Linked DNA regions of Homo sapiens: region 2 is linked to region 1. Evidence: chromatin loops called from intact Hi-C (ENCODE). Cell type or tissue: K562. All regions are shown on one strand. Each heading gives the region's core, and the rest is flanking DNA. Links, peaks and the distances in the headings are about the cores only.

Region 1 (15,751 bases), core at 6,073-11,072:
TCAGGTCTGGGTCACTGCCTATTCCTGAGCTATTGCTATGGAAGGAGTAGATGCCATACTTTCTTGGCTTAGGCCAACCAAGACCCACCCCAAGAAAAGCAAATTTGGGGAGCAGAAGGGGAATAGAATGAATTCTTGAAGAGGCAACCAGAAGATCCTCCAAGGTCTGTGTTTCCTCAAACTGCTAAGCAGGCATTTCAGCTTCCAAACCGACTGGCAGTGCCCTAGGACAGGAGCCATCTTCTGACCCTTATTCACCAACACCAAGGTGACCACTGAGAAAAGCACTTTGTATGTGTCCTCAGTCACCACGACAGACCCTCAACCAGCCACCAGGTTCACTAACAGACACAGTCACTGCCACACTGGTCTTCTCCACCAGAGGCATCTCCCCCTCCCCTACAAAGAGAGAAGAAGCTTTAATAACAAGATGTCCAGCCAGGCACGGTGGCTCATGCCTGTAATCCCAGCACGTTGGGAGGCTGAGCTGGGTGGATCATGAGGTCAGGAGTTTGAGGTCACCCTGACCAACACGGTGAAACCCCGTCTCTACTAAAAATACAAAAATTAGCCAGGCGTGGTTGTGTGCACCTGTAATCGCAGACACTCAGGAGGCTGAGGCAGGAGAATCGCTTGAACCTGGGAAGCAGAGGTTGCAGTGAGCCAAGATGGTACCACTGCACTCCAGCCTGGGCAACAGAGCAAGACTCCGTCTCAAAAAAAAAAGAAGATATCCATCTGGGAGACAAGGGGGCTAGGTTCTGCCCCTAACTTGGTGGGGAATTCCTTTTGTGTACCTCAGTTTCCCCACATGCACTAAGAGGGGATTAGGCAAAGTAAATCTAAAAGCCTTCTCGAGTGACCGGTTCATGTGCCACAGCAGAGGAAGAGCTTCTAAACTTGGCATTCCGCAGCCCCAAGAACCACCATCACCTCCTGCCTGAGTTTCCACCGCAGCCTCTGCCTCACGACCCAATCCACTCCCCACACAGCCGTCATTCCGTCAGTCAGTCATTCAACAAGTATTTATTTAGTCTACTGCGTACTGTGTCCAAGGCATTGTTCTGGGCGCCAGGGGTATAGCAATGAGCTAATTAGGAACACAGACCAAAAAAAAAAATCTCTAACTTCACGCAGCTTCATTTCTAGTGGGAAAATACCAATAAACAAGAAAATAATAAAATCAACTGCTGACGAGGAAAAATTAAAACTAGGAAGGAAAGCCTTAAATGTGGTAGGAGCCGCTGGAGCTGGAAGGTGGTGGGAGGCCAGTGGCCAGGTCGTGGGGGATTGTGGGGGCGTGGGGAGGTCTTTGGCATTTGGGTGAGAGAGATGTGGAGCCCTGGAGGGTTCTGAACAGAGGTGCCAGCTCATGTGACTCCGATTTCCACAGTGCCCTGCTGGCTGCTGAGTGGAGAAGAAGGTGGAGAGATGAAGCATCCTCAGAAATGCAGCAAGGCGGCCATGGCAGTGACATTAGTGGCCCAGACCAGAGAGGCAGGAAGGTGGGGAGAAGCAGCTGGATTCCTGGTGGATTTCAAAGAAAGGGCCAAAAGACTTGTTGATGGCCTGGATGTGGGGTGACAGAGTCAAGGTTGCTGACAAGGCTTCTGGCAAGTGGAGGACCAAGTCACCGTCCACAGGGTGGGGAGAACCAGCAGGAGCAGGTGAGGCAGGCGACATGAAGGCTCCGTTTCTGACCAGTGCCCTCTCCAAAAGGCACGCCTGGCAGCACTGTTCTCTGTTTTCAGTCTTCCTCCAGGTAACGGCCACCTGTAAATACTTGCCACAGCCCCTCCGCAATCTGCCACATGTCCACACGCTCCACGGTCCTGGCACTTCTACCTGCCACACAACCCCCCGGCTTTCTCTTGCCTTCGAGTTCTTCACATCTGTGCATCTCTCTTCCTGGGAAATTCTTCCCAATGCTTGCACTCCAAGCCCCAATTCCCTCATCTGCAAAAGCGGGAAGGAGAGAATAGTCTCAGAGGATTGTCCAGGTGCCTTCCAGCCGCCCTGTTCTGCGCCTGTGGCCTGGGATTCTGCACCTCCCTCACTTGGTACCAGGGAAGATCAGCAGCAGTCAGAGCCAAAGCTTGAAGGAAGGGCACTTGGGAGGGCTGTAAAAGCCAGGTACCTGCAGGAGTTCAAGCCTCAGAACAGAGGCAGGAATGAAAACAGCATAGTCTGGAGTAGACAAGAACCCCCACACCAATCTGCCTCTGCCCCACAGAGCCCTCCACCTGGGCCACCCTTCCCTTCCCTTCCCACTCCTTCTTCATGGCCAGTGCCAGCGGCTCCTTCCCTGCACTAGTCCCCAGCCCTCCTCTGCCTGCCCAGACTCTCTGGCCATTCGCCCAACAGCACTCCAGGCCAAGCCTTAGGATCTTGAGGAGCACCCTAGGCACCCCCATACCCTGGGAAAGCTCACCAAGGTATGGCCTTCACCCACACCACGTGACTAGGAGGTAGGAAACTGGACTCCAGGGTGCTCCAGGACTCTTTCCAAACTCAGCTCAAATCCCCCTTCCCCAGGAAGCCATACTGCTTCCTCCAGACCATCCAGCTCTGCAAATTGGTTCGTGGTAGACATGTTGGTCTCCTCCCAAGCTTAGGGCTCAGGCTTCATCTTGCCCACCTTGATGTCTACCCACTTCCAGCCCTCAAAGAGTCCACCTGGAGACTTATGCACCAATATACTGTGCCCAACACAGGAGCTTCCTGCTGGGAGACACCCCTTCATCCGGTGAGCAACCTGCTTTTTATGAGAGGGGAAAGCCAGAGGGGCTGTGGTGCAGACGTTCCCCCATCCCCGGCCCGCTCCTGCTCTGCCATTTCCTCTCCCCTTCAGGAGCTGAAGAAGCCAAAGAGGTTCCTTCTCCCCTCTCAGGCTCCCTCACCTTCCCTCACCTTCCACCCAAAGATATTAGGAGAATTAATGGGATAACAGATGTAATGCCTCCAAGGAAACGGGCCACATAAATCCAAAGTGTTGTTATTAAATTCCAAATTTAGCCCTCAGGATGGGTGAGACATGATGAATCTGGGCTGGGAGAGATCCCAGCTGCGTGGACAGGAAGTCCCTGTGAAATCAGAAGCTATGACATACAGGCTCTGGGCATTCAAGGAAACCCTAAAACCCCCCCAGGACTCTGAACCCAAAGAGCTTCTACAACCACCTCACCTAGAAAGCAGCCAGGCTCTGCTTGTGTACCACCAGCAACAGGAAGCTTGCTGCTTCCCAGGGGGCAGGCCCCTTCCATTAGCTCCGAGGTTTTTTTCTTTTCTTTTTTTTTTTTTGTTGTTGTTGTTGTTGTTTTTGTTTGTTTTTTTGAGACGGAATTTCACTCTTGTTGCCCAGCCTGAAGCGCAATGGCACAATCTCAGCTCACTGTAACCTCCACCTCCCAGGTTCAAGCGATTCTCCTGCCTCAGGCTCCCAAGCAGCTGGGATTACAAGGCGCCCTCCACCACATCTGGCTAATCTTCTGTATTTTAGTAGAGGTGGGATTTCACCATATTGGTAAGGACAGTCTCGAACTCCTGACCTCAGGTGATCCACCCACTTCGGCCTCCCAAAGTGCTGGGATTATAGGCATGAGCCACTGCGCCCGGCTTGCTCCAAGTTTTAAAAACTGCCTGCTATCCAGCCCAAACCATTTCCCCATATGCTTCACACTCCACACTCCAGGACAAATGTTACCCTTCTTTCACATGATAGCCCTTGACCAAGGGTACGTCTCTCTCTCCTCATTTCCAGCTAAACAGGGCTTACACCCCATCATCTCAAGGCAGCCCCCATCAGGATGCTCTTGTCTGAGTAGACTCCTCCTCGTGGCTTCCAAATCCAACATAACCCCTAGAAGGGGTCCAAAGGGAGATAGGGCAGAGCAGAACCTGCCGTGCCTTCGCTCCAGGTGCCTACCTCCCATGGCGGCAGCTAGAGGCAACATTTGCTTTTTTTTAGCATCCTCATCACACTATGAAATGGGGACAATAATCCCCACCTTGTAAAACTATTTCCAGGACAAAAGGTAATATATACAATGTGCCCAACACAGTGAATAGTAGGCACTCAATAAAAGGAAGGTATTATTGTTACATTCAAAGTCTCTCGGGAACCCTGACAGCAGTTTCCAAGGACAGAAAAACCAAGAACTAAGCCGGGGGTGGTGGCGGTCACCTGTAATCCCAGCACTTTGGGAGGCCTAGGCAGGTGGATCACTTGAGGCCAGGAGTCCGAGACCAGCCTGGCCAACATGGTGAAACCCCGTCTCTACTAAAAATACAAAAATTAGCCAGGCATGGTGGTGCATGCCTATAATCCCAGCTACTCAGGAGGCTGAGACACGAGAATTGCTTGAACCTGGGAGGCAGAGGTTGCAGTGAGCCGAGATCAAGCCACTGTACTCCAGCCTGGGCGACAGGGCAAGGCCCTGTCTCAAAATAAATAAATAAATAAATAAATTTTAAAAATGGACAATCCACAGAATAGGAGAAAATATTTGCAAACCATATATCTGATAAGAGATTTGCATCCAGGATATATAAACTAACACAACACAATAAAAAGACAAATCACCCCATTTGAAAATAAGCAAAGGATTCAAACAGGCATTTTTCTAAAGAAGACATATAAACAGCCAATAAGCAGATGAAATGATGCTCAACACCATTAGTTATTATGAAATGCAAATCAAAACCATAATGAGATACCACTTCATACCTACTTGCATGGCTAAAATCAAGTACAGATAATAACAAGTGTCAGGAAGGATGTGGAGAAATTAGAACCTTCGTACATTGCTGGTGGGAACATAAAATGGTGCTGCCTCTGTGGAAAACAGTTAACCAGAGAGTCACCATAAGGCCCAGCAATTCCACCCCGAGGTATATACCCAAGAGAAGTGAAAACATCCACACAAAAACTTGCACATGAATTTTCATAGCTGCAAAATTATTCAGAATAGCCAAAAAGCAGAAACAACACAAATATCCATCAACTGATGTTGACGTGGTAAATCCACACAAGGGAATGTTACTTGGTAATTAAAAGGAATAAATTACTGATACATGCTACGGTGTGGACATAGCACGGAAACATTAGGCTGAGTGAAAGAATCCGGTCATAAAAACCTATATACACTATATGATTTCATTTATATGAAGTTTCCAGAATAGACAAATTTATAAAAACAGAAAACAGATTTGTGGTTGCCAGGGGCTGGGGCAGAGGTTGAGGGAAATAGGGAGAGACTGCTAATGTCTACAGGGTTTCTTTTTGTTGTTGTTTGAGACAGAGTCTCACCCACTCTGTTGCCCAGGCTGGAGTGCAGTGGCGCAATCTCAGCTCGCTGCAACCTCTGCCTTCCAGGTTCAAGGGATTCTCCTGCCTTAGCCTCCCAAGTAGCTGGGATTACAGGTGCTCACCACCATGCCCGTCTAATTTTTTATTTTTAGTAGAGACAGGGTTTTGCCAGGTTGGCCATGCTGGTCTCGAACGCCTGACCTCAGGTGATCTGCTCGCCTCAGCCTCCCAAAGTGCAGGGATTATAAGCATGAGACACCTGCCGGGCTAAGGGTTTCTTTTTGGCATAATAAAAATGATCAAAAATGAATAGGTGTGGTGGGAGGATAGCTTGAGGCCAGGAGGCGCAACATAATGTAGAGACTCTGTCTCTACAAAAACTAAAAAAAAAGAAAAAAAAAGTAGCTGGGCCTGGTGCTGTGCACCTGTAGTCCTAGTTATGTGGGAGGCTGAAGTGGAAGAATTACTTTAGCCTAGGAGTTCGAGGATGCAACGAGCTATGATCACATCACTGCACTCCAGGCTGGGTGACAGAGTGAGACCAAATAAAAATCAAAATGTTTAAAAATTAGGTGGTGGTGGTGGTTGCACCACTCTGCAAATACATTGAAACCCATTGAATTGCACACTTTACAAGGGTGAATATATGGTCTGTGAATTAAACCTCAATAAAGCTCTTATTCTCTTTTTAAAGCGGCCACTTGCTGAGGTCTGGGAGTGACAAGAAGGAAAGAAAGACAGATGTCTCAGCGGTGGGAGTGGTGGCTGCATTGGATACATCAGCAGCCCTCCTGCCCTCAAACCTTCCCAGCAGGTGCTCCTCAGCCCCAGGTAAGTGGGAGTGGGCTCCATGAGCTGACAGACCAGTCAGCATCTTGTCCCTGGGAAGTGGCAAGGAGGATGCAGGTCTAACTAATCTGGCCGGAAGTTTGGAATGGGGAGCAATAAAATCCTGGTTGTGGCAGCCATGGGGCAGAAAGGGGAACAAAGAAAAGCCAGCCTGTAGAGAGAGAGAGAGAGGCATAGACTCAAAGAGGGGGAAGGAGGAAGGAGGGGAGAAGGAAGAGCTGATTTGTTCTGAAATGATTTTCCAGACCCAAATCCAGGGAGGCTGCCAGCACCGCCTACCTTTTGGCTTTGTTAGATCACCCACAGCTTCCCAGTAAACTTCCCCCTTTTGCTGGGAGGTTTCTGCTGAAAGGATCCCTATGAAGCAACCATTTTCTTCCTGCTGTGGCAAAGACTGGTCATTGTCCCCCAAAACTGTGCTCCCACATCTGCCTGAGCTGGAACAAGCCTATATTTCCCAGCCCACCTCACAGTTATTAGGTGTTGCAGGAGACTAAGTCCCAGCCGATGGAAGAGGAGCAGAAAAAACACAGGTGACTTCTGGTCTGGCCTTTGTGGAGAGTGGGTGGCCTCCCACAGGCCCCAGTACTAGGGCAAGGTGCTCTTAGGGTCAAGGAGATGCTGACCTTGCACTAGCACCACTGTGGGTGAAGACCTCCTTGGATTTCACATGCTAAGCGCTTCATTGCCTCACCCAGTCCCAGCCCCACTGTGATGGGCAACTATCCCTCAGAATGGCACCAGCATTGGCAGCAAAGTGGAGAGAGAAAACGTCTAGGCCCTCGAAGACGCTGTTAAACTGCAGTGTCCACCAACCCTGAAGGCTCCTGGGCATCCAGGGGGTTCTTACAGGAGCTAATAAGCAACCTCACTGTTCAAGGCAGTGTAAGCTGACTTCTCAGAGACTTGCAGCAGAAGGCCTCCTCCCTAACATACCCTCTAAACCCATGACAAAGCCAGCTCAGGAGCACCAGTGGGCGATGTTTCAACTCTAGCTTCCCAGGGAACATTTCTGTACCAGTGACACGCTCTGTGAGACGACACAGGGCAATGAACTGAACAGCAGGGAAAAGGTACCCCAGACAGCATGCAGTGTTTTGTTACCTTAAAAAAGCAAGAAACAGCACTTGAGTAGCAAACGGCTCACTTGCTGTCAGAGGTGGCGTGAACTCCAGGGGAAGACGCCTGAAGCTTACTCCTTTCCCCAGCATGAATGAGCTGAAGGACTTGGGGCAAGTCATCTACCCTCTGTGCCTCATCCATAAACAGAAGAAAAAGCAGCCCGTCTTGCATGCTGCGTGAAGGTGCCAAAGGAACTGAAGAGCTCTCCTTCCCCGCTCCAAGGAGGCCTGATGGAAAGAGACATCATGTTTAACTTGTTTCCTCCACCAAGGACAGCTGCAGTTAACAATGTTTGCCTATGGGTTGGGCAATTTTTTTTTTTTTTTTTTTTTTGAGATGGACTCTCGCTCTGTCGCCCAGGCTGGAGTGCAGTGGTGCAATCGCGGCTCACTGCAACCTCCCTCTCCCAGGTTCAAGCGATTCTTCTGCCTCAGCCTCCTGAGCAGCTGGGACCACAGGTGCATGCCCCCATGCCCGGCTAATTTTTGTGTTTTTAGTAGAGACGGGGTTTCACCATATTGACCAAGCTGGTCTCGAACTCCTGACCTTGTGATCTGCCCATCTTGGCCTCCCAACGTGATTACAGGCGTGAGCCACCGCACGCGGCTGGGTTGGGCAATTTCTAACCAGACTCTCTGAATATCATCATCGACGGTGGGAGCCAGCAGAGGGCTGGACCACTCTTTTGAATCCCCTTATAACCCAGGGATGAGCACATCTATAGCGCTCTGAAAAGGCAGTTCTGGAGATTTCCTGCCCAGGCAGAGCAGTGGCTCAGCTGGGTGAGCAGTCACCGAGAGTATAGGATGCCAATCCCTGGATTAACGAGGTGAATGCCAAAGACCCTCCGAGGCAATGTATTTTTGGAAGAAATACACACTGCAGCAGAAAAGAGAACATGGTATAAATTTTCCTTCTTCCAAACAGTGCAGAATAGAAACCTATAAAAGCAAATTCTGGATGTCTGAAGATATGGACTTTTTAAAAAATCTTGTTTGAGAGATTCCACCTTACTGACTTGCACCATATCCCTGGAAATGCTTCCTTAAGTGGCTACTGGAGATGGATGTCATGTAGCAGGGTTTACAGATCCCCTGCAATCCGAGGTCCTTGAAAAGCACAAGGCAGTCTCTTCCTCAACTCCCAGGGCAGAATTTTATAGTGGAAAGAGATGTTGACAGCCACTTTCTCAGCACCACTCTCTCATCCTACAGTGTAGGAAACTGAGACCCAGAGGAGAAAGGGGTCTTGCCAGAGATCTTAAAGTGTGGTGGGGCAGAGCTAAGGCTTGAAAACAGGTCTTGGACCCAGCACTGTGGCCCCGGACCCATGCTTGTCAAAGAATAGGACAGAGGCATAGCACTGTAGGCAGAAGGCTGAAGCAGAATCGGGCTGCTGGGGTTCCCAGCCTTCGGCCCCCACCTCCCCCAATAGAAACCGCAAGCTGCCTGGCTGGGCAGCTACAAAAGGGGGAATGCTGTTTGCACAGGATCTGCAGAGACCTCGCAGCACGGATGGGTAGACATCACCATGCACATATGAACAGCAGAAAGCCCTCCAGGTTCAGCTTCCCTACGAGGGCCGAATCCTATAAACAAGATTACCACCCCCATTAGACCTTCTCTGAGAAGAAAGAGTGACCTCTCCAGTTGATCTGGCATCAAGCTTTTTTCATGCTTCCACAAGGGTAGCGGTCTTGACAACAAAGCAGACCGCTTCCACGTCTGTGCCCACAGTGCCCCCTTGTGGGAGTCTGCATAGTGCATCACACGTCTTTATTTCACCAAGTGAAAAGGCAGGGATGGGGCAGTCTACAGCACTGTCCTACCGGGTCTCCACAGCTGTCCCCCTCTGGAATATCCTCCCCTTCCCTAAGCTCAGTGGTTCTCAAACTTTAGCATGCATCTGAATCACCTGGAGAGCTTATCAAAACACAGGTTCTGGCTGGACGCGGTGGCTCACACCTATAATCCCAGCACTTTTGGAGGCCGAGGCCAGCGGATCACCTGACGTCAGGAGTTCAAGACCAGCCAGACCAACATGGTGAAATCCCATCTCTACTAAAAAGTACAAAAAAAAAAAAAATTAGCCAGGCGTGGTGGCAGGCACCAGTAGTCCCAGCTACTCAGGAAGCTGAGGTGGAGAATCGCACCCAGGAGGCGGAGGTTGCAGTGAAGCAAGATCACGCCACTGCACTCCAGCCTGGGCAACTCAAAAAAAAAAACAGGTTACCTGGCCCCACCCACAGCTTCTGATTCAGTAATTCTAGGGTGGAGCCCAAGAAATTGAATTTCTAGCAAGTTCCCTGGTGACACTGCTGCTGCTGTCCAGGACCACACCTGGAGAATCGCTGCCTCAGCTAATCACCTCCACCCATTTAAGGCTCAGGACCATTTCTAGCTCCTTGGCAAGATGTTCCACAAATGCCCCCAGGCTTATCATAGGATGCCATAGTTGTGTAACTTTAACCAAGTTCCTTAACCTCTTTGAGCCTCAATTTCCTCATCTATAAAATGGGGGTAATAGTACTTCCCTCCGAGTGCAGGTAAATGAGGCCAGGTGCAGTGGATCATGCCTGTAATCCCAGCACTTTGGGAGGCTGAGGCAGGTGGGTCACCTGAGGTCTGGAGTTCAAGACCAGCCTGGCCAACATGGAGAAACCCTGTCTCTACTATACAAAAATTAGCCAGGTGTGGTGGTACACACCTGTAATCCCAGCTACTATGGAGGCTGAGGCAGGAGAATCACTTGAACCCAGAAGGTGGAGGTTGCAGTGAGCTGAGATTGCGCCACTGGTGCAATCCAGAGCTCCAGCCTGGGTGACAGAGCGAGACTCATTCTCAAAAAAAAAAAAAAAAAAAGGTAAATGAGATAATTTGTGCAAGACTTAGCTCAGTACCTGGCACATGGTAAACAATAAATGTTAGCTATTCTGTGGTCATTAATTAGCAATAGTATTACTGTTCATCTGCCAGCTTCTTGAGGGCAGAGACAGTATTCCCATTAGAGACAGAATTCTCAGAGGCAGAACGGATCTTAGAGAAACTTCAGTCCAGCTTCCCAAGCCTGAGCTCACCTGGGAAGCTTCAGTCCAGTTTCCTGAAGCAGCCTCACCTGGGAAGCTATTAAAACATCAGGTGCTTGGGCGCTACCCAGATCTACTAACTCTGAAAACTGGGGCAAGAGGCTGGGCATTTGTTGTTTTTGAGACAGAGCCTCGCTCTGTCACCCAGGCTGGAGTGCAGTGGCATGGTCTCGGCTCACTGCAACCTCCGCCTCCTGGGTTCAAGCAATTCTCGTGCCTCCACCTCCTGAGTAATTGAGATTACAGGCACGCACCACCACGCCCAGCTAATTTTTGTATTTTTAGTAGAGATGTTTCACCATGTTGGCCAGGCTGGTCTCGAACTCCTGACGTCAAGTGATCCACCCGCCTCAGCCTCCCAAAGTGCCGGGATTACAGGTATAAGCCACCACACCCAGCCAGCATTTGTATTTTTAACAAGCCCCCAGCCTGGCCAACATGGTGAAACCCCATCTCTACTAAAAATACAAAAAATTACCCAAGCATGGTGGCAGGCGCCTGTAGTTCCAGCTACTCAGAAGACTGAGGCAGGAGAATCGCTTGAACTCAGGAGGCAGAGGTTGCAGTGAGCCAAAACAGTGCCACTGCACCCCAGCCTGGGTGACAAAGCAACACTCCATCTCACAAAAAGAAAAAAAGAAAGCCCCCACCTGCCAGGTTTCGGAATTACTCATCTAGCCCGGATAGCAGACAGACACAGGGAGGGAAATAGAAGCCCAGAAAAGGGAAGTCTTTTGCCCATCCATGGCCCCAGCTGATTGTAAGCTGAGTGGAGATCAGGAACTGTGACTCCTGATTCCTGATCTGGTCCCTTTTTCCGAGTTATTAATACTTGGGGCCAGGCGCGGTGCCTCACGACGGTAATCCCAGCACTTTGGGAGGCGGGGTGGGCAGATCACCTGAGGTCAGGAGTTCAAGACCAGCCTGACCAACATGGAAAAACTCCGTCTCTACTACAAAATACAAAATTAGCCAGGTATGGTGGCACATGCCTGTAATCCCAGCTACTCGGGAAGCTGAGGCAGAGAATTGCTTGAACCCAGGAGGCGGAGGTTGCAGTGAGCTGAGGTCGTGCCATTGCACTCCAGCCGGGGCAACAAGAGTGAAACTCCATCTCAAAAAAATACGATAAATACTTGGATGCCATCTCATCGACCCATAACCTTCTACATAAATTCCCTCTCCAATATGCATGATGAGCAGCCAGAGCGTTGCCAAAGTATTTCCTGTGTGGAGGAACTCGGCATGTGAAAAGAACACACAATCCACTGCAGAACATCTAATTCTCCAACGTTTTATTTTCTTTAACCAAAACACTGAACAAGTGAAATCCTTAGCTTGGCATACAAGATCCTCCCTGATTTATTCTCCGCTGACCTCTCCAGCTTCGTTTCTTACCAGGACCTCACCTGTACCCTCTCATCCAGACTGTGGGCACTGGGAGGCAGGTCTCATTTCTGCCTCCCCTCAACATCTGGCATGCGGGAAGTTCAAGGGTGAGTGGATGGGGAAGGACAGTTGGATTAATGTATGGAGGTGTGTTCACAAAGCTCTAAAACCCAGGAGAGCCTCTCTGCCAGCACAAATGAGTCAGGTGTCATACTTCTGTGCTCTAGCAGCCAACCTGAAGACTATTTTTGAAATGGAGTATCTCCCACCAGAAATGCATTGTGCAAAACTCTGCTCAAAGGCATCAGTCATGTAGGGCCTTCCATCTTGTTGATTCAAGAGAATGCCTACCTACCCACTCTGCTCCCACCTCCCCAGTGTCATCCTCTCTTCCCCTTGCAGAATGACTGGTCTCACCTTGTCCCACACTGCCTGCTCCCATCTCCCTGCTTTCTTTCCTATTTTTCATGGCCTCAAATGAGAACTTTCTCCTGTGCATCCAAATCAGATCATGTCTCTTGCCACTGCTGGTGTTACAGTAATCCTCCCTTATCCATGGGGCAAACGTTCTTAGACCCCCAGTGGATGCCTGAAACCGCAAACCCTATCTACACCAAGTTTGTTGCTATATATACATAATTAAAGTTCATAATTTAGGGAGTAAGATATTAATAATTATACTGTAGTAGGCTGCATGAACTCTTTTCCTCTGAATACGTACATGTATTCACATTCTTGATGGGAGATAAAATGCCTATGTGGAAGGGAGAGGGAGGTAAATGACGTAGGCATGGTGACGTGTTAGGCTACTATTGACCTTCTGATGACACTTCAAGAGGATCATCACTTTTGGGTGATCCCAGACCATTTAGCCATGATAATTTTCCAGACTGCAGTTGACCGACAGCAACTGAAACTAGATAGGTGGGGACTGCTGTATGTCTCCTGGAAGCCTTCCAAGACCCAGCCTCCCTGCACTGATCTTCTTGGCTCTCAATTTCTATCACGTCACAGTCATACACTATCTGCTACTTCACAGAAAGGAACAGAAGCCAGATCATGGGATCGTCATTAACTACCTCAGAGCTTTCAAGACAGAACAGCTTCTTTATCCCCAACTTGCAGAACAGGGACACAGCAGGTGGTCAGTAAATTGGGAATTTGGCTAGCCATCTAACACTTGTTCAATAAACCCATGGCAACTGGCACCCTGCTGGCAGTCATGAGTTTTATATACCATTATATGCACAGTGCAAAGTAGCTTAATACTGGAGTGCCTGAAAAAATGCAGTGTTTTGGAGTCAGATGACTGCATTCCAATCCCATCCCCACCACTTCATGGGTGAGACACTGGTAAGATGCTTAACTGCTCTACACCCTTTCCAGCGTGGGTCCAGGAAGACATGCTTCTTGGAGTTAACATGCAGATTAGGCCGGGCACGGTGGCTCACACCTGTAATCCCAGCACTTTGGGAGGCCAAGGCAGGCGGATCACAAGGTCAGGAGATCGAGACCATCCTGGCTAACATGGTGAAACCCCATCTCTACTAAAAATACAAAAAATTACCCGGGCATGGTGGCGGGCACCTGTAGTCCCAGCTACTTGGGAGGCTGAGGCAGGAGAATGGCGTGAACCCGTGAGGCAGAGCTTGCAGTGAGCCAAGATTCTGCCACTGCACTCCAGCCTGGGTGACAGTGAGACTCCATCTCAAAAAAAATATGTGTGTATGTGTGTGCGCGCGCAGATTAATGGAGATCGTTGTTCAGAGTTTAGGACAGCACCTGTTTCGGCTCCATGAGAGCACCATGTAAGATGCTGTCTTTAAGGGCAGCCTAAAATAAGCAACTTGCCAGGGAAGAAAGGAAGAGTGCAGAGTTGAAAGCTGCCTGATTACATAGGCACATCCAGCTACAAACAGAACTCATGGTTGTGGTGCTAGGAAAAGCTAAAAAGCAGCACCCCAAATATTCACTGCAGGTACCTTCCCAGAACCACCTCTAGCTGAGTTTCTCATCACTCTTCAAAGATCCCTGCTCTCTCTAAGCCACAGCTTCCCATCAGTGACAAGCTGAAGGAAGGGATGTGCTCCCTCAATATTGATTCAGCTTAGTAAAGTCAAGTTTGCATTTTATGGAGGCTCTTCCAAAGCCTGCTGACAGCACAGGGTAGCCTGGTTACTGTGAGGGCCTACAATGTGCTGAATCTGTCCACAGTTTGAGTTCCCACAAGTCCCTGCTTCCTGACAAACAATTGCTTAGCACTAGTTTCCAAACTGTTTTCACAGTTGTTACATCCTCAGCCTCAAAATAGCCTTGTGAGCCAGGGTAGCTAGCAGATACCCTTGGGAGCCCAATTTAAAAGACAAATTAACCCTAACAAGGTACCAGGTGACTTCCCCAAAAAACACTTGGATGGACTAGATGGAAGAGAAGCAGGCAGCAGGGACAGAAGACCAGAGGGCAGGTAGAGGAGGGTGTTAGCTGGCCGTAGGAGCAAAGGCTGTGGAGACCAGAGAATACCTGTCCCAACAGATGCAGCCAGCCTGGAGCCCTGCCAATTGTTATCAAACAGGAAGGTGGGCTACTACTGCTGCTTCTGGTATTTCAAGAGGCTGGAAATCCAGACCTTTACGTAAAATTTGCCAAGTTTCCAAATGTTATGCCTAACAAGGCTCACAGCAAGACTGCCACATTTTCTATAATATCACAACCCAAGTGGATCCTCTGGAAAAATAGGCCAAGCCTGAGTTTCATCCCACCTCCCTTCCCAAGGCTACTGGCTGAAAGACTACAACTTCTGCCCTGAGCACAGCTGAACAGAAAAGCCTCCCCACTTCGTGACTTTGATGCCAACCTTCAATCATTCAGGCTCTCTGCAGCTATGCCCTTTTTCTTCACATCAGAAACTATTTCCTACCCTTCAGTTCTCAATTGCTTCCTTCCACTCTCCCTGCATCAACTTAGCAACCACCCCCAGCTCCACGTCCTGTCCCATCCCATCCCATCCCATCCCTGCAGCACTGTCAGGATCCTCACCACCTTGCCTCTGCAAGCTGCTCACAGGGTGCCTTCTCTGCTTCCACACTCCAGCTCAGTCACAGGAAACTGCATCTCAAACCCCAACCTTTGCTGCCCCTAGCATTACCTTCAGCCTGGTATGCACTGTTCATCAAAAAATGTCAAATCACATCAAAGACCCCATTCTTCCACACGTTCTGTACTAGTAAGCCATTTCCTGGTCCTAGCAAAGTAGTAGCAGATTCCTTAGCAAGAGAACCTACAGGGCCAGAGGCCCCACAAACCGAAGTACACAGCCTCTGTAGATATGAAAACAGAACTCCAACCACCCCCTGGCCAGCAGGCCCAGCCCCATGACTTAACTCTTCTCAGCCCTGCCCTCCTGTCTGTAGGTGCTCCATGCAGGGGCTGTGACCATCTTTTCTCCAAAACATTCCACTACCCTTCCTTCCTGCAACCTCAACCCTTCTGCCTTCACGGTATTGCTTTTCCTGAGTCCCCTTCATGCCCAACCAAGTCTTTCAGCTCTCTACTGCTTCCTGAGATTTCTCCAGTTTATCCAGACATGGTACTTTTTAGACTCTAAGCCAGACGTGGTCGCTCATGCCAGTACTTTATGTGGCCAAGGTAGGAGGATCGCTTGAGCCCGAGTTCAATCAAGACCAGCCTAGGTAACAAAGCTAGACCCTGTCTCGAAAAAAAAAACACCTCACTGTAGCCTCGAGCTCCTGGGCTTAAGTGTAATCATCCCACCCAAACCTCCCAAAAGTGCTGATGACTGTGAGCCACTACACTGCGTCCACCGCGGACATGGTTCTTAACACAGCATTTACAAGCTTGACTCCCAGATGAACCCACCTAAGCTATAAACCAAGCAGCAAACAAACACCACCCCATGACATTAAGTTTTCACTGAATGCTTCATGGAGCATGTGAACTTGGACAGCAACTGAAATCAGCAGACTAACCTCCTAGCAGTC
Region 2 (15,751 bases), core at 3,954-8,953, 610 kb before region 1:
TGGTTCACCCCCCACCCCACTCAGCTTCAATACATAGTTGCTGGGTTTTGAGCAAGGACTGCATGCCAAACAAGGTGCTAACTGACGTATATCATACTTTAACATTTATAGTCTTCAAAGTCCTGTGGGGCAGGGGCCACAATTCTACATATCACATGACTTCACTTTAAATACCCTCTCCTCCTGGAATTTCTGAGTTTCACCATGCTGGGGCTTGGGTGAGGTTCACCTTTGTGGTATAAATGGAAAAGAGGGATTATTTCAGCAAGTGACAAATGTCAAGACAAAGGATGGCTTAAAACTATTAAAAAAAAGACAAAGAGGGCACTTTAGAAGCATTCAATGTGTTAATTACAAGGCAAATTACATTTATTGAAACTACTTCTTGAAAACCTCCAAGGCAGGGTTAAGATATATATCCAAAAGCATTAAAATCACACTTCCTCCCATATATTCAAATTCATGCATGCAGATTCTCAACAGTCTAACCTTTCATACAATTTTCTCAAAGCAGTTGGTTAATACTGTACATACACACCATACATACACGTGTGTGTAATGATTATATAGAGTTTAATGGTTATATCAACTTTAATGGTAAGAAGAGGACATGTGTCCCTCCATGATTCCTACCTTCCTTCCACCACCATTTCTAGTTTCTAATTTGGAGAGTAACACATCACTGCAATTATGCTCATATCTAGGCTGTTTCAACAAGATATATACAGATTTTTATATCCTAAGCATTTGCAGCAAAAAAAATTATTCTCTACAAGTTCATTCAGCTTAAGGAGGCAAATGTTTCTCTCTAGCCACTATGAGTTTTTGAGATAAATGTATAGCCTTGTCTTCTTTGCCCTGCCCATCGTTCATGAAAATCATGCTATGCTAACTGTTGCTTCAAACTTTTAATTATTGTGAATTTCCTCATTAATTTATTCATCCTTTAAATGTTTATTTAGGACCTATTATGTGACAATATATTGAACTAGGAACTGGTGTTGCCAAAGATAAATAAGGTGTATGTGGTCTTGTTTGTTTGTTTGTTTGTTTGTTTGTTTCTTTATTTCTTTGATGGAGCTTCACTCCTGTCACCCAGGCTGAAGTACAGTGGCACAATCTCGGCTCACTGCAACCTCTGCCTCCTGGGTTTAAGTGATTCTCCTGCCTCACCCTCCTGAGCAGCTGGGATTACAGCACCTGCCACCATGCCTGGCTAAATTTTGTATATTTAGTAGAGACAAGGCTTCACGAAGTTGGCTAGGCTGGTCTTGAACTCCTGACCTCAGGTGATCCACTTGCCTTGGCCTCCCAAAGTGCTGGGATTACAGACGTGAGCCACCGCGCCAGGCTGTGATCTTGTTTCTAAGTAGCTCAGGGTCTAGAGCTTATAGAAGGCCACTTTAGCTTGAACCAATTACATGTGTTTAGGGTTCAGTAAAGTAAAGGACTCTGAAGAGGCAGGCTTGAGTTCAAGTCCTAGAGGCACTATTTAGTAATTATAAGGCTCAGTTTCCTCATCAGTAAAATGGGAGTAAGTGACAGTATAAACATACAGTGTAATGAGCACTCTTTGTATAGCATTTTAGAATCCTTTTATGCTTCTTGAATGTCATGCATGTACCAATTTAAATTTTTACTTTAAAAAATGAACAAGCAGACACCGTTTTGAAATGAATGCTGACATGGAATGGATCCCAGGGACTCCTTTTTCCTCCTGCTCTCTGTCCAAGGACAATTCACCTATCTTGTCTGATTCCCGCTCTCTTCATCAGACAAAAGGTGAAATTGAACAAGTGACCTTTAAGGTAGCTTTGATATTGGAAGGTCAATGATTTTATTTGTAGGTAACAAATCACAAACCCCTCTGGTGGTCTTCCTATGGGCAGGAAATCTGATTGGGGTCAGCCCAGTGGGGTAGAAGAAGGGTTATGATGGGTGGGCGTTGCCTAGCGGCTTGTGAGTGATGTATCCAAAGAGGTGGCAAGAGAGGGAGGCAAGGCCAGGCATTGAGAGACATAAGATCATGTATCAAACTTGACGGGTGAAATAGAGTTTAAATAGAAGAGCAAAATCACAGTTGGTAGCACAGGAGTACAAAAGATTGATGTAGGGTCCAGGCAGATGAAGCCTGTTTCTTCACATGGAAATTTGTTCATTCATTCACTCATCCAACAAATATTTAGTTAGTGCCTATTTAGCCAGTCCATGCTAAGTATTTGGGAAGCAGTATGAACAAATAGGCATGGCCCTTGTCCTCATGAGATTGACAGTCTAGTGAGAGAATCAGACATTTATAAAGAAACTCTTAGGGCTATATAATTATCAGCCCTAATGACTGCTCTCACAGACTATCCCAGGCTGTCCTAGAAGCAGAAAAAGCAGACTAAATCTAGTCTGCAGGCAGGGAACCAGTCCAGGAGGAAGTGACATATAAGCTGTGATATAAAGGATGCACTGGAATTAACTAAGTCAAGTCAAGGGAACAACTTCCATAAATGACATGTCCAGTGAGACTCTATTGTGTATAGATTTGGGTGTTTCCAGCTTAGAATGGAAAGGAGTGGGGAAATTCCTTAAAAGGGCTGATCAAAACAGAAATGTGACACATTTTGTTTTCATCAATAAATGGGCTTATATAAATATACAGAAAGCATCAAAATATTTATCGTATCAAAGTTTCCGAGACTGCTGGAGCAATGACTATTTCTCATGGAGGAAATCAGAGTTGATCCAGGTTCTTGCTTTTCATGAGTGGACTCTCCCAGCATTTTAAGAGCAGCGGGTGAGTCGGTCTTCCAAGCAGAAGCTGGACACGAGCCCTGGTTAACCTTAAATGGACTCTCTCCCCTCATCCTCTCTCCCTGCCCATGACCCTTCCTGAGGGCCACTGTTTCTCTGCTCGCAGAGAGGATAGAAGGCAAGACACGAGGGAGATGCAGATTCATAAACTTTACAATTATTCTAATGCTTTCCAAGTGTGTTAAATAGCAAAGTCATTTCATTAAATGTTCATAAGTGTTATGTGGGTTCAGAATGCAATAATTTTGGCAAATGGATCAAACAGTTATGCAAGCTTTTGTTGTAGGCCTTATCAGAGCCTTTGATATTTTGTAATGTGCACTGTAAGTCTCTAATTGAGGATACAACTTGCAATATTTTCCAAACATATTTGACCACAAAACATGCTTTCCCTGGAATATTTCTTGGGTGTGTTATGTTTCAGAATTCATCTTGGTAAATACTGTTTAAATGAGTAACTGAAAGTTAGGGTTTAAAAGTCAAATGGATTGGGCCAGGCATGGTGGCTCACGCCTGTAATCCCAGCACTTTGGGAGGCTGAGGCAGGTGGATCACGAGGTCAGGAGTTCGAGACCAGCCTGGCCAACAGGCTGAAACCCCATCTCCACTAAAAATACAAAAATTGGCTGGGCATGGAGGTACACACCTGCAATCCCAGCTACTCAGGGAGGCTGAGGCAGGATAATCGCTTGAACCCGGGAGGCGGAGGTTGCAGTGAGCCAAGATCGTGCCACTGCATTCCAGCCTGGGTGACAGAACGAGACTCCATCTCAAAAAAAGAAAAAAAAAAAGAAAAAGGTGAAATGGATCTTAGAGGCCACCTTGTCTAAACTTCCACCTAGAGAGGAATATGAATAAAAACCCACTGAGCTAAATTCATTTCTTTTACATTATTCCAGGCATATCTCTTACACTGTGAATGTTGTTAAGTTGTAGGAGAGAAAAGTGCTGTAAAGGAATAAGGATATCCCTGCATTTTACCAGGTAACTATGGGTAAGTCCCTACTCTGGCCTTCAGTTTCTCTAGAGGTTCAATGAATACCATGCATCTTTGGGTTGCTGAAGATTCAATGCTGTATGAAAAGCACCTGATACTGAGCAAGTTACTAGATTTCCCCCTTCCCACCCTGAAAAATAAGCATCATGCTTTACATAAATACTGCATGCAAATATTCTATATGCAATATGCAAATATTCAAGACATTTTTTACAATGTTGGGTTTTGTCCTTGTCCCTAAGGGAACATATTAATGCAAAGTAAAACACTCTGTTCAATTCTGCTGGTTTAGATGATGGCTCATTCTCCCAGGAAGCTCTATTTTATAACCTGGTGTTAAACTTCATTAAATACAAATACTCTGGAGTTTATCATCCTTTATAGGAACCTAAGCTTCAGAATTACAACATTTCAAAGTTTGGGCTCCCTTATGTTTTAGAAAAGTAGAAATAGACTCTACAAGGGGAAGTGACTTGTGAAAGGTTACCACATGAGCTAGAAGCAATTGCAACCCCAGGTAAGCTAGTCATGTCTAGCCTGGGGCCTTTTCTCCAAATCAGCAACTCCTCATTTCTTTTCTTGGAAACTTAAGCTCCAGCATGCTGAAGTGTTTGCTCTTGAATTCTCTTACCTCTGGAAACCAGGAAACTCGATGGATTTTTGTCTTCTCACTTATTTGAGAAGATGCAGTTTGTTGAAAAGAGAATATATGTCAACAATCTGAGTTGGGTGTTTTATGCCAAACAGAGGATTCAGCGTGTTTTATGCCAAACAGAGGATTCAGCATGTTTTAGTGGGATTTGAACTGGAGTCCAAGCTGGGCACAGTCCTCTCTCTTTCTGCAACTAATGAGAAAGGAAGTAAAACATGCTCGACTGTAGGCAAAAGTCTCCTTTCTGTTGTACACACAGGGGAACAGGTGCCAGGCCATGGCCCTGACAGTTATGCAAATCAGTTGTGCAGATTTTAAAAACAAAAACAAAGGTAAACTGACTCTATCTGAGCATAACATTTTATGCAACATGAGCATAAATAACAAGATTCTTCGCTTCTTACTCTCTGGTACTCACGCAGGTGACAGCTTCGGCAGCACTGTGGGCGGAGCCATAACAGACTGGAGCTTGTGGGTCCGGCTTCTAAAGTTGCTCCTCCTGTGACCTTGGACAAGTCACACTTCCTCCTGTCTGATACCTCATCTGCTCTGTGGGGGATGTAGCTGCTTGCCTTTTTATAAGAATTAAATGAAAGACTGGAACCAAACATTCACTCCAATATCTTATTGCTACTCCAGGGCAGGAACCAGGCTCAGTGCTGTAGATGAATGTGATGGTCCTTTGCCCACAAGGGACCCCCCCACCCCCGCTGTACTGGGCACTCTCACTCCAGATTCTGTAATAGGTGTGCTCATCACGAATCCCAGCAAAGTCCTTGCAAAAGAGCACAGATGTGCAATGCAGGCATTTGCGATTCACTGAGATGAGGTGTTTGTTCGTTCTGGGCCCACATCAGAGACCTGGGTTTTGCAGCCATTGTGTTCTGGGGTCCATGAGCTGAAGAAGGGATTCTGTGAGTGATAGTCTGGTTTGCTTGAGCAAAGATCTGAGAATCTGCCAGGTAAGGTTTCAGACAGATTCCTGAAACTATTTTTAAGAAGAAGCTACTCTAGTAGTAAATGCTAAGTGAGTGTGTCTCCAGTGGGCAGGTCCTGGGATTGGCCTCCAAATGTGACAAGGAGACTTCAAGAGGCTATCAGGGGACATGGTGTTACAGTTAACATAAGCAGTACAGTGTTAGAGGATCTTGAAAGGCCCGGGCCTCCTCACTTCTATGGTGACACCAGAGAAGGCAACCAGGTTTAGACATCTCAGAGATCAAATGGTTCTATAATCACCCCCAAAAGGTGGCTAGAATGTTTTCTTCCAACCTGGAAAGTAAAATCCTAAATTCAGAAAAGACACCCCCCCCACCCCCCACCCCCACCCAGAGGCATCAGAACAGAAGGCTTGGGATGGGCTGTAGATGTCATCTGGACCATGTCTAATGTTCCAGGTGAGGAAACTGAGGAAGGAGGACTTGCAAGAGGACACACAGAGAGTTAGTAGCAGGGCTGGTTCTGAAACCCGACAAGCTGGAGAGAGTCAACCCCTGGAGATTGAGCTCTCTGAACACCAGCCAGTAGGGGGAGCTCCGTCTCACGGGTGGTGCTCAGTGTCTCCTGGCAGGGGACAGAGTGCCCTGGTTAGAAAGTGGGTTGAAGGCGCATCTGTAAATCCAAGGCTGACAGAGGAGGCCCTGTTGTCCTATATTTCTCCTCTGTAAAAGCCCCTGCCCACCCACCCCAACGAGTTCCTCCTGGGTCCCTGGGAACCATGAAAATTGTCCTGTCCAAGTTGAAGGCATAGAAGTGCCTCCTGAAACTTGTGAGTTTGTTACTCTCGGCTGGAACAATGATGGAGCATTACCTGTCTAAGCACTCTCAGGGAGAGCATTGGCAGAGTGGCTTCCGGGTTACGGGGAGGTGGAATTCAGAGTGGGCATAGGAGGGCATTTTTAACCAGAGAAACGTGTCCATTCACCTTTGCAGACATTTACTGAGCACCTACTATGTGCCGGGCACAGGACTTTCACCATCCCAGACAGCTAATCAATGCCACGGCGGACAACCTTCCTTCTGAATGTCAGCCGCCCAATCCTGGGCTTTGTGCTGGCTCTCTTTCTTCCTCACTCTCTTTCTTTCTTTCTTAAGCCACCAACAAAACTCTGACCTCTCCCCACACACACAATGCAGGCAGTCACTCATGCATTAACAACCACCAGGCCCCAAAGGTCGTTTCTATGACAACCCCGGGGTCCTTAATGACCCTGGCAGGCCAATGATTTTGTTTTGTTTGAGAGTGAAGGAATAATAAGTCAGTCCAACTCGCTCGGGCGCTCGCCTCTCTCCCCGTCGCCCCCCTCCGCCGCCTCCGCTGATATACTGTTCATTATCTGGCTGCTGCATCAGCTCCAGAGACGGGGCGGCAGCCAGCTCTGAAAGACAAGAGCCTGGCTGCAGACAAAGAGCTGTAAAGGACCGAGTGTGCCCTGCATCCAGGGCTGCCCGGGGTTCATTAATTCCATTGCCCGCTAGAAAGGAGAGTGGGAGCAAGGGCCCTGGGGTCCTTGGTTCCTAGAGTCCAATGGCACCAGCATGAACCCCAAATCACCGTGCAACTCTTCAGAAAGAAGCGTGTGTAGGGCCCTGTTGGGAGACCTCTCTACCCAGGAGGTGTGCCCAACTCGCCGCCAGCCAGCACAGCTCCCGAAGGCGAGACGTATCATTTTAATGATGGGTTGAACAAGGCAATTAATGTGCAGCCCCACCAGCTTCCATATGGATCATCAGTAACTCGGGAGGCTGGGCCTGATCACCCAGACAAAGGAGGGCAGCATGGCGTCCCAGCTGATTCCCGTCCACTGGCTCCGGTGGGGCGTTGCCCTCTGGGTTCTCCAGTTCCGGATTTCTGGTTCTACCCTGAGAAACTTCCTGGGGAGGAAGCTTTCATTGTCTTCTGATCTTGGGGCAAATAGGCCTCCAGCTTGTCACATTAATTTTCAAACGCGATGTTCGGCAGCGTGGGATTTTGCTAGCAGACACTTGGAATTATTTTTGTTGTGTGTGCACAACTGAAATCCCCTAGAATAAGTCATTATCCTCTTTAAAAAAAAAAAAAATCAGCTCCTACTGGCTGCCTGGTGGCCCAATCAGCTGACTCATTTTCCATCTTTCCCTGAAGTAATTAGCGTTTTCATTTTTCCCAACCTGCCTATTAGATAAACTCCAGGATCCCATTCAGTGGAAGCACATTTTTGTGAGTTGACTTGCCTCAGCCTCTCCCCAAGAAACAAAAGAAGAAATCTGGAGAAAGGCACAAAGAGATGTGTGATTTAGGCTCCTGTTCTCTGACATGGACTGTTTATTAATCAAGGAGATCGATAAAGGGGGGTGTGCTGTGGCCAGGGTAGGGGGGCACCGTGGGTGGACACCAGCATCAGCTGTTGACCCTAGCACAATAATGGAAAAGGGTATTTGGTCATTCAGTAAACAGTTACTGAGCACAAACCCTGGGGTGCAGAAACACAGTGCTGCTTTTAACAGTGGCAGCACCCGCTCATCCCATGCCCTCTCTAGGGTTCATTTCTCCTCTGTTGAGTGAGGGGCTGGCTCTAGATGAGAAGTGGAAAACTCTGGGGTTGCATGGGCCAGGAGACAGTGTCAATGGGGGTGTGCAGTGGGCCTGGGCATGAGGACTTGGGCAGGCTGGAGGGCATTGAAACTGTCTAAAATGGGCAGCCACAGGTCAGCTCCAGCACTTGCTGTGTTCCAGCATGTAAGGGCAGGATGGCCACATCTCCTGAGGGTTTCAAGAGAAGACAGAATTTGGAATTATTAAAACGTGAAATCTGCACATTTTTAGATGTTTTCAAGTAAATCTAATTTTTTAGAAGATTATGCTGGTCAAAGAAACACATTTGGATGAAGCAAGTGGTGCCAGGACCACCAGTTAGTTGCTGTGCTCTAGACTTTTGTGATTTCAAGTGCAGTTGAGTGAGCAGGTATAGCAGCAGCTGCTGGAAGCTTGCGAGGCATGAGGATTCTCAGACCTTGCCCCAGATCCCCTAAATCATAAACTGGATTCTCCCTATGCATGTTAAAGTTTGGGAGGCAATGCAGTGAACACTCAAGGTCTTTGAAATGGGCTGCGACAACTCTAGCATTTTCTCTGAGTACGGATTTGCTCACTGTACCTCCTGTGCACACCTTTCATTGCAATCCAGGTAAGAAAAAAGTCCCATCAGAGTATGAGAGACCAAAGTGTGTGGGCTCAGCCAAGGGGCCCTGGGGGCTTGTCTGTTCGAACCTCTTCCTCAGCAAGGGGAGAATTCAGCTGTCCAGTACAGAGAGCTGTTTATTCTCTTCTCCAGGAATGGGGCTGCTGAGTCTCATCATAAATGTAATATTTTTCCTTTCCTCATTTCCTATAATTTGCAGTCATTGGCACAACTGACCATGATTCTTTCCTGAAATTCCCTCCTCCATTGGGTCCTTCCTCCAATGGTCCCTGAACATTATCCTGGTTTGTAGCCCAATTATTCTAAAGACTTTAGTCTCCTCTTATGTTTCTCCTTCCTTCTCTAACATTCTAAATGCAGGCTGTTCCCAGATCTTCTGCTGTCTTTTTCTGTCTCCATCACAAGAGTGTTCCTCTAAGCACTTGGACTTCCAGATCCACTCTCTTGGCTTCCATCTCTCTGAGAGGCAGTGGTACTTTTCAACTGCTTGGTCCCACTTCAGGCTGAAATAATCAAGAAGGAAAACATCACCCTTGCCCTAGAGCTCATTCTACTCCTGGTTGCATGCTCACTTTTAGTAGCCTCATCACTCAGGTTCCAGACTGGACAACAGCCAGGCATAACAGAAGGAAGTGAAGTCTTTGCCTGGTGCCGACCATTCAGCCTAAGTTTCACGTGGACTACTCTAGGAGTAAGTGATCTACAAATTGACAAGTCAGCAAGTTGATTTTATGAGCTTACCTTGTTTTCAACTCTCTTATTATTAACATTTATTTTCCACCTTTCTCTGGTCCAAATCCAAAAGTTGCCAAATGTAGTTGATCTGACCTCCTGGATCTCTCTTGCCACATGCCACCTCTGTTGCCCTACACTGCATCCTCACCTGCGTTGCTGCAATCACTTCTAGGGTTGAGCCTTTCCAGGGACCTCCAGGTTACTCAGCCCAAGGAATAGTGCTAAATGAAACTCTGCTTGTTTAAAACCACCAATGTGCCCTCATGCCTCCTCAAGGAAGCCCAGAGTCTTCATCTTGACTTTCAAAGCCCTTCACAACATGACCTCAGTGTGTCCTGCATGCTTCTGCATCACACATGCCAGATCCTCCAGACAAGTGAAAGCTGTGAGTTTTCATGCTACCAGCTAGCCCAGGACACTTCCAATAGCTGGAATGTTCTCCTACTATCAAGTTCACCTAAACACCTGCAAGTTGGTTCTGGCTCCCTGAGGCAGCAGATATCTCCACTCCTCTGAGTTCAGTGCTACTTTGTTCCTTCCCCCTGTGTCACATCATGGCTATTGGTATTAGTCAGCTCAGGCTGCTATAACAAAATACCACAGACTGGATGAGTTAAACAACGGGGGTTAATTTTCTCACATCTGGAAGCTGGTAGTCCAAGAACAAGGTTCCAGCCAGTTCGGTGTCTGGTGAGGCTCTCTTCCTGACTTGCAGAGAGTCACCTTCTCACTTTCCTCAGTGCATGCTCAGTTTGGGGTGTGGGGTAGGGAGCACTCTCTGGTGCCTCTTCTTACAAGGACACTAATCCTATGGGATCAGAGCCCCAACTTTATGGCCTCAATTAATTTTATTTACTTCCTTAGAGCCTCCGTCTCCAAATACAGCCACACTGGGGGTTAGGGCTTCAACATATGAATTTGAGGGAAGCATAAACATTCAATCCATAACAGGTATCTTGCATTAGTTGTTTGTGTGTGCATCTTATTTCCCCTTCTAAGTCCTAAGCTTTCCAAGGACAGCATCTGTGTCTTGTATATTCAATGATACCATTCATATAATAGGTACTCAGCAAATATTTGTTGGATGAATTTGCCAACAAAGTCTCCACCACCCTCTTCTGCATCATCTGAACCCCAATAGTCACCTGAACGGCGCTGGGGCTTTTTACTTCAGTGCCTTTCCCATTATGCACCTTCTCTGTTCACCTGGAATGCAGGAGTTAGCTCATCCAATACTTCTTTTAGAAACTCTATCTGATTCTGTCAAGTACATTGAGGGATTCTCATCAGCCTGGTGAGCACCTGCATCTCTGTATTTATTGCTCATATGCAATATATGATCCATCTCTTCAGGGGAGTTCCTTAAGAGCAGAGATTGGGGCTTTTTATTCTTGTGTACCCAGCGCCTGGCATGTTGCTTGACAGCGAATAATAGCACAATTAAATACTCATTGAAAGAAGGAGTGAATAAAAACAGGAAGTTTAAAAAAGATTTTCCTATCATTCCTATAACCTACTTGAAATTGCCTTTTAAAAGCAAATTTATTATAACATTTCAGACAATTACTTTACATGGATGTTCACAAGATATTCTTATTTCAGATCCCATGACAATGGGAAAAATGATTAGTATACAGAGAAGATGAAAGAAGGGAAATTGGAGATGTATATTGAATTTGAAAAGAAAATTTTCCAGTAACAGTAGCTCCTTGCCATTCCTGAGAAATATGTTACAAAACCATCATAAATACTCAAGTTCACTTATTCCAGTGCAGCATGTAGTTTTCATCCAGAAGATTGTGGGTAAAATATATGTGACTCCATCAGCTCCATAACAGTTCTATTAAGAGTAACCATAAAGGATAATATTAACACTTGTGCTAGGCACTCTGCTAAGCCCGATTAACATATTCCCATTTAATGTCCATGACTATCATGAAAGGCCAAAATGATTATTATTCCCATTTTCCAGTTGAAGAAACTGAGATCGGAAGAGGTCAAGTAACTTGCCCAAGAACATGAAGCTTATACATAGCAAGGGTGACCAACCATCTCAGTTTGTCCAGGATATGGAACTTTTGGTGCTAAAAAGTCACCATGTAGGTGACAGAGGATGAGTTAAAAGCCAGTGTCTGATGTCAGATCTTGATCTATTGAATATCTGTTTGGTAAATATTTCAGCTACCATGTTTATAAACTAAGATGAAATTTTTGAAGAGGTCGGTTCAAAAGTACTATATAGCATTGTAAGGTATACAAGTTTACATGCTGAGACTGGAAGTTCCCTGAGGGCAGGGACTCTGTCTTGTTTCTCCTCCTTTATTTCATGGTCCCAATATGAGACCGTGCATAGAGCAAGTGTTTAAGAAGAACTTATTCAATGTGAAGTTCTTTCCCTACCATCAAAAGACAAAAACCCCAACCCATCACTCGGCTCATGTGCCATACTCCATTTCTGTTCTTTCTCTCTCTCGACTTTTCTCCCAATGTGCACACTCAAATTGCTGCTTTTCTCCTCATTATTCCCCCAGGTTCCCCAGCTTCTCAGCTACACTGGAGAACATAGCCCCCAGAGCATGATTCCACCCTCGCTTTGCCCCTTTCCTTTTTAACTCTGTCCTATAAACTCCCTTTCAAGTCCTAGCTTCTGCTTTGCCCTCCCAGACTCCTCTAATGGGGAATTATTTATTTGGTGTGCCCACTCTGGGTGCCAGAAACTTCATGGCAATTGCCAAGTAGCGTGCAGGTCAATACATGATGATGTCTTTGTGTTTTCCCTTATTTAGGACTTTGTGACTGATTAGTCAACATGTCAGACTACTAGTTGTCCAAGATCCATTTCCCCTTCTCCCACTGGATTAGAATGTTTATTAGGGTGCGTGGCTGCTCTGAATCAGGACTGTGCTTCCCAGTCACATTGCATGGCCATGTGACTAAGTCCCGGTCAGTGGGAGGTTAGCAGAAGTGCCTGTCCTGTGATAACTTCCACGTCCTTTCCTTGAGAGACCTGGAGTGCACCCTTTACCTCTTTCTTCACCATTTTCTCTCTCCTGGAACATAAATGCCTTGGACTATGAGAGCAAGGGCCACACTGCAGAGATGGCGAGATAGAGATCTAGAAAGTTCCTGGGTCCCTGACCCAATGGGACCCAATATTGGCCCTTGATTTGCCTGCCCAGACTTTTATATAAAAAATACACAAGCTTTTCTCTTATTTAAGCCACAGTCTTATTTTACCTTCCAGTTAGCTGCAGTTTTAATCTCCACTAAAATAGTTGAGAATGATGGAGGATGCTGCGTGAGATGGAGTATGTGTTCCCTTGTGTTCAATTGCACAGAGGAAACAGAGGCATTGACAGCTCCGGGGTTAAAGTTGTAGAGACAGAAAAACAAAAGACCTCGGGATAGCCATGAGATTGTCTGCTTCCCATCTTTGGTTTGGTGTCATCTTCTCATGCCCTGTACCCCTCGCTGTCCCATGTTCCCCAATGCCTTGTGTTGGAATGGCCATGTCTGGGTTTTTATTCCAACTGCAGATGGCGTCTTCAGCTGTTATCACACAGTTTACATGTTAGGTGGAAATTCTCCACCAACTCCTTGTCTCTAACCCTGGCTATCCCCATTCCTACCAGTCAGCATGCGTCATGACCATCAGATGCTGGAACTGAGAAGACTTACCCTTTGCGACACAGTTCACTGAGTGTATATGCGAGGAGCAATTTCTCTGGCTGAGCCCCTCTCCATTCTCCACTGGCACTCTGCTGCACTTCCAAGCTACATTACAGCAGAAGATAAGATGTTTGTAGCTCCTGATTTTTTAATGTTTCCCCTTGGGAAAGAAGCAACTTCCAAGGTAAATACTACCTGAAAAGGCCTTCTGAAGATGCTGCAGTAAAAAAAAAATCTGCCCTCCATCCACCAAATCATCCTGGACTGGTGGATTCTGTTCCAAGCCCATGTAAGTGACCCAAGTTCCAGATGACAATAGCCTGGCCTCTAGGAGTATTGAGTACACAGCCAAGTGAGCTGCCTCTGAGTCAGGGCTTGGATCCTGACTATTATCCTGTCTCTCATTTCTCCTCTCTTGGGCACATGCTGTCTCTTACCCTTTATAATATAAAGCTTATATTAGCTTTAACCAGTAGTTTGTTATGTAAAATGTTCCACATGACAGCTCAGCTTTGCCCTAATTCCCCCATTTCCTGCAACCTCTTAAAGATCTTTCTTAATGTCCTTGCTCTGTAATCCATTAATTTCTATTTTATGAGTCGAGACTTCCCTTGATATTTCTTTGCCACTAATCTTCCTTCCCCCTTCTTTCTTGGTCTTTTTTTTCCCCTTGTCTTGACATCCTCTTTATCAAGCTCTGCTCCATATTTGATCCAAACCTCTCTTGCTTTCATTGAGGTCCGTTGCTCAACATTTCATCCTCCTTGGAAATGAACAAAGCAAATGATCAGGATGGCCTTCCCAGAAACAAACCAAAAGCCAAGGAAAATTTTCTTCCTAAAGCCTGAGCTCAGGGTGAGACCCAGCTGAAAATGCCCACCTTACTTTCTCATACCTTTTTCCTTCCATTGCCTCCCATGAACTCCATGACCCTCTTTGTCCCTCTCTCCTGGTGCCAATAATGTGGATCGAATTTAATCAGGTTCTCCCTTCACCTCCCCTACTGTGCATTGAGCTCTGTGTAAACAGGCATCATGTCTTGTACTTTTTTCTCCTTGGGGCCAAACAGTTCCTGGCACATAGTAGGCTTGGCATAAACTTTGAATTATTAGATACTGTAAGCCACTCAGCTTTCTTTGTTTTAAATCAATAATCTTACAGTTACGAAGTAATAAGCTGATAAATGGAACTTCAGCAAAATTAAAAACTTCTGCTCTTTTTCTTAAGAAAATGAAAAAAAGGAAAACAAGGCACTCACTTGGAGGAAATATAGAACTTGTGTCCAAATATTTGAAGAACTTCCAAAAATCAATAATAAGAAAACAACCCAATAAAAAAAACTGAGCAAACTATTTGAATAGAGGCTTTACCAAAGAAGATGTATGGACGGAAAACAAATACATGAAAAGATGCTCATCATCATTAGTAACTAGGGAAATGCAAATTAAAACCATAATAAGATACTACTGTTTATTAGAGTGGGTAAAACTAAAACACTGTCGGTGACTATGGGAAAGAACCAGAGCCCTCACACACAGTGGTGGGTATATAAAATGGCACAATCACATTGGAAAACAGTTTGTAAATTTCTTGGAAAGCCAATCATACACACACCATATGACCCAGCCATTCAGTCTTCGGTATTCACCCAAGAGAAATTAAAACACATGTTTTTACAAAACTTGTAAACTAATGTTCATAGCAGCTTTATTAACTATAGCCCCAAACTGGGAAAAATCCAAATGTCAATCAACAGATGAATGGTATATCTTTACAATGATATATCTTCATAATGGCATACTACTCAGTAATAAAAAGGAATGAATAATTGATACACACCATGACCTGGATGAATCTTAAAATAATTATGAGGATTAAAATAAGCTAGACAAAAGTGTATATTCACTCAATGATCCATTTGTATACAATTCTAGGATATGCAAACTAATCTGTAGTCACAGTGCTTCAGTGGTTGAGGGGGCGGGGTTAGGAGGGCTATGGAAGAGCCAGAGGAAACTTTGGCGGGAGAGCAGTGGAAATATTCACTATCTTGATGGCTTTACAGTGTGTACGTTTGTCAAAATTTATCAAATTATTTACTCTAAATCTGTGTAGCTTACTGTGTGGCAATTTTACCCCCAAAAAAACTGTTTAAATAAAAAAAAAGGTAAGTAAATAAGTAAATGCTTTTGGTTACTGTCATGCATTCTTGAAATTTCATTTGTTTTTCTTGGAATCTTCTCTAGTCTATCCACATTTTTATCCATAAAATAAAGGTACTACTCACAGAGCTAGAGTCAAGGGGCAGATTCAGTCTTTTGTGAAACTAGTGGAAGGGTTTCTTGACTTTGCTATTAAAGAATGTGTCTGGGAAGACGTATTATTGTGGACATGTATCCCTCATGTTTTCCTCAACTGTCCTGTTTTAGCCACAGTTAGGAACAGGAAGGTGGAAGGGAGGGAGCCCCAAGGCTTATTTTGAGAGCCTAGGTGCTTGTAATAAATGCACGAATGATTCTGATAAACAGAGATCGCTATGAAGTCATAGCCTAGAACAAGTAAATTGCTGAAAACAAGGAGAGCCACCTCTATGACTTCTTGGCCCCATCTTGGGGCCAGGTAACAAAGATGAATGACCATCATCCAACTCTCTGGGTGCTGGGTGTGGCCGAGGGGTCAGCTCTAACACAGAATTGCAGAGGCACGTGTGAAGGA

What was found. A loop is a pair of places that touch in the nucleus more often than their neighbours do. Peaks named below come from ENCODE experiments on the same cell type or tissue, not always from the same donor. Only the 100,000 strongest peaks of a DNase experiment are listed, where the experiment ranks them.
Region 2: a loop joins it to region 1, with 7 times the contacts of the local background. A loop is called at or near these places in 55 of 110 quality-filtered maps.

Annotation. Positions count from the first base shown.
Region 1 is chr10:78,040,736-78,056,486 of GRCh38, reverse strand. It overlaps a transcript of RPS24 not described here. Among named protein-coding and RNA genes, the nearest start is that of RPS24, 15 kb to the right of the region's middle. RefSeq lists enhancers at 8,858-8,917, 13,747-13,856, 15,137-15,186, 15,255-15,751. In K562, for the core only: a CTCF peak has its summit at 9,015 (motif pointing left); a DNase peak (open chromatin) is centred at 9,036.
Region 2 is chr10:78,647,983-78,663,733 of GRCh38, reverse strand. LOC105378379 (a long non-coding RNA gene) reads left to right here. Exons shown (of 5, transcript XR_946100.2): 3 at 3,702-3,786. Among named protein-coding and RNA genes, the nearest start is that of LINC00595, 390 kb to the right of the region's middle. In K562, for the core only: a CTCF peak has its summit at 5,979 (motif pointing right); a DNase peak (open chromatin) is centred at 5,993; H3K27me3 peaks cover 1,081 bases.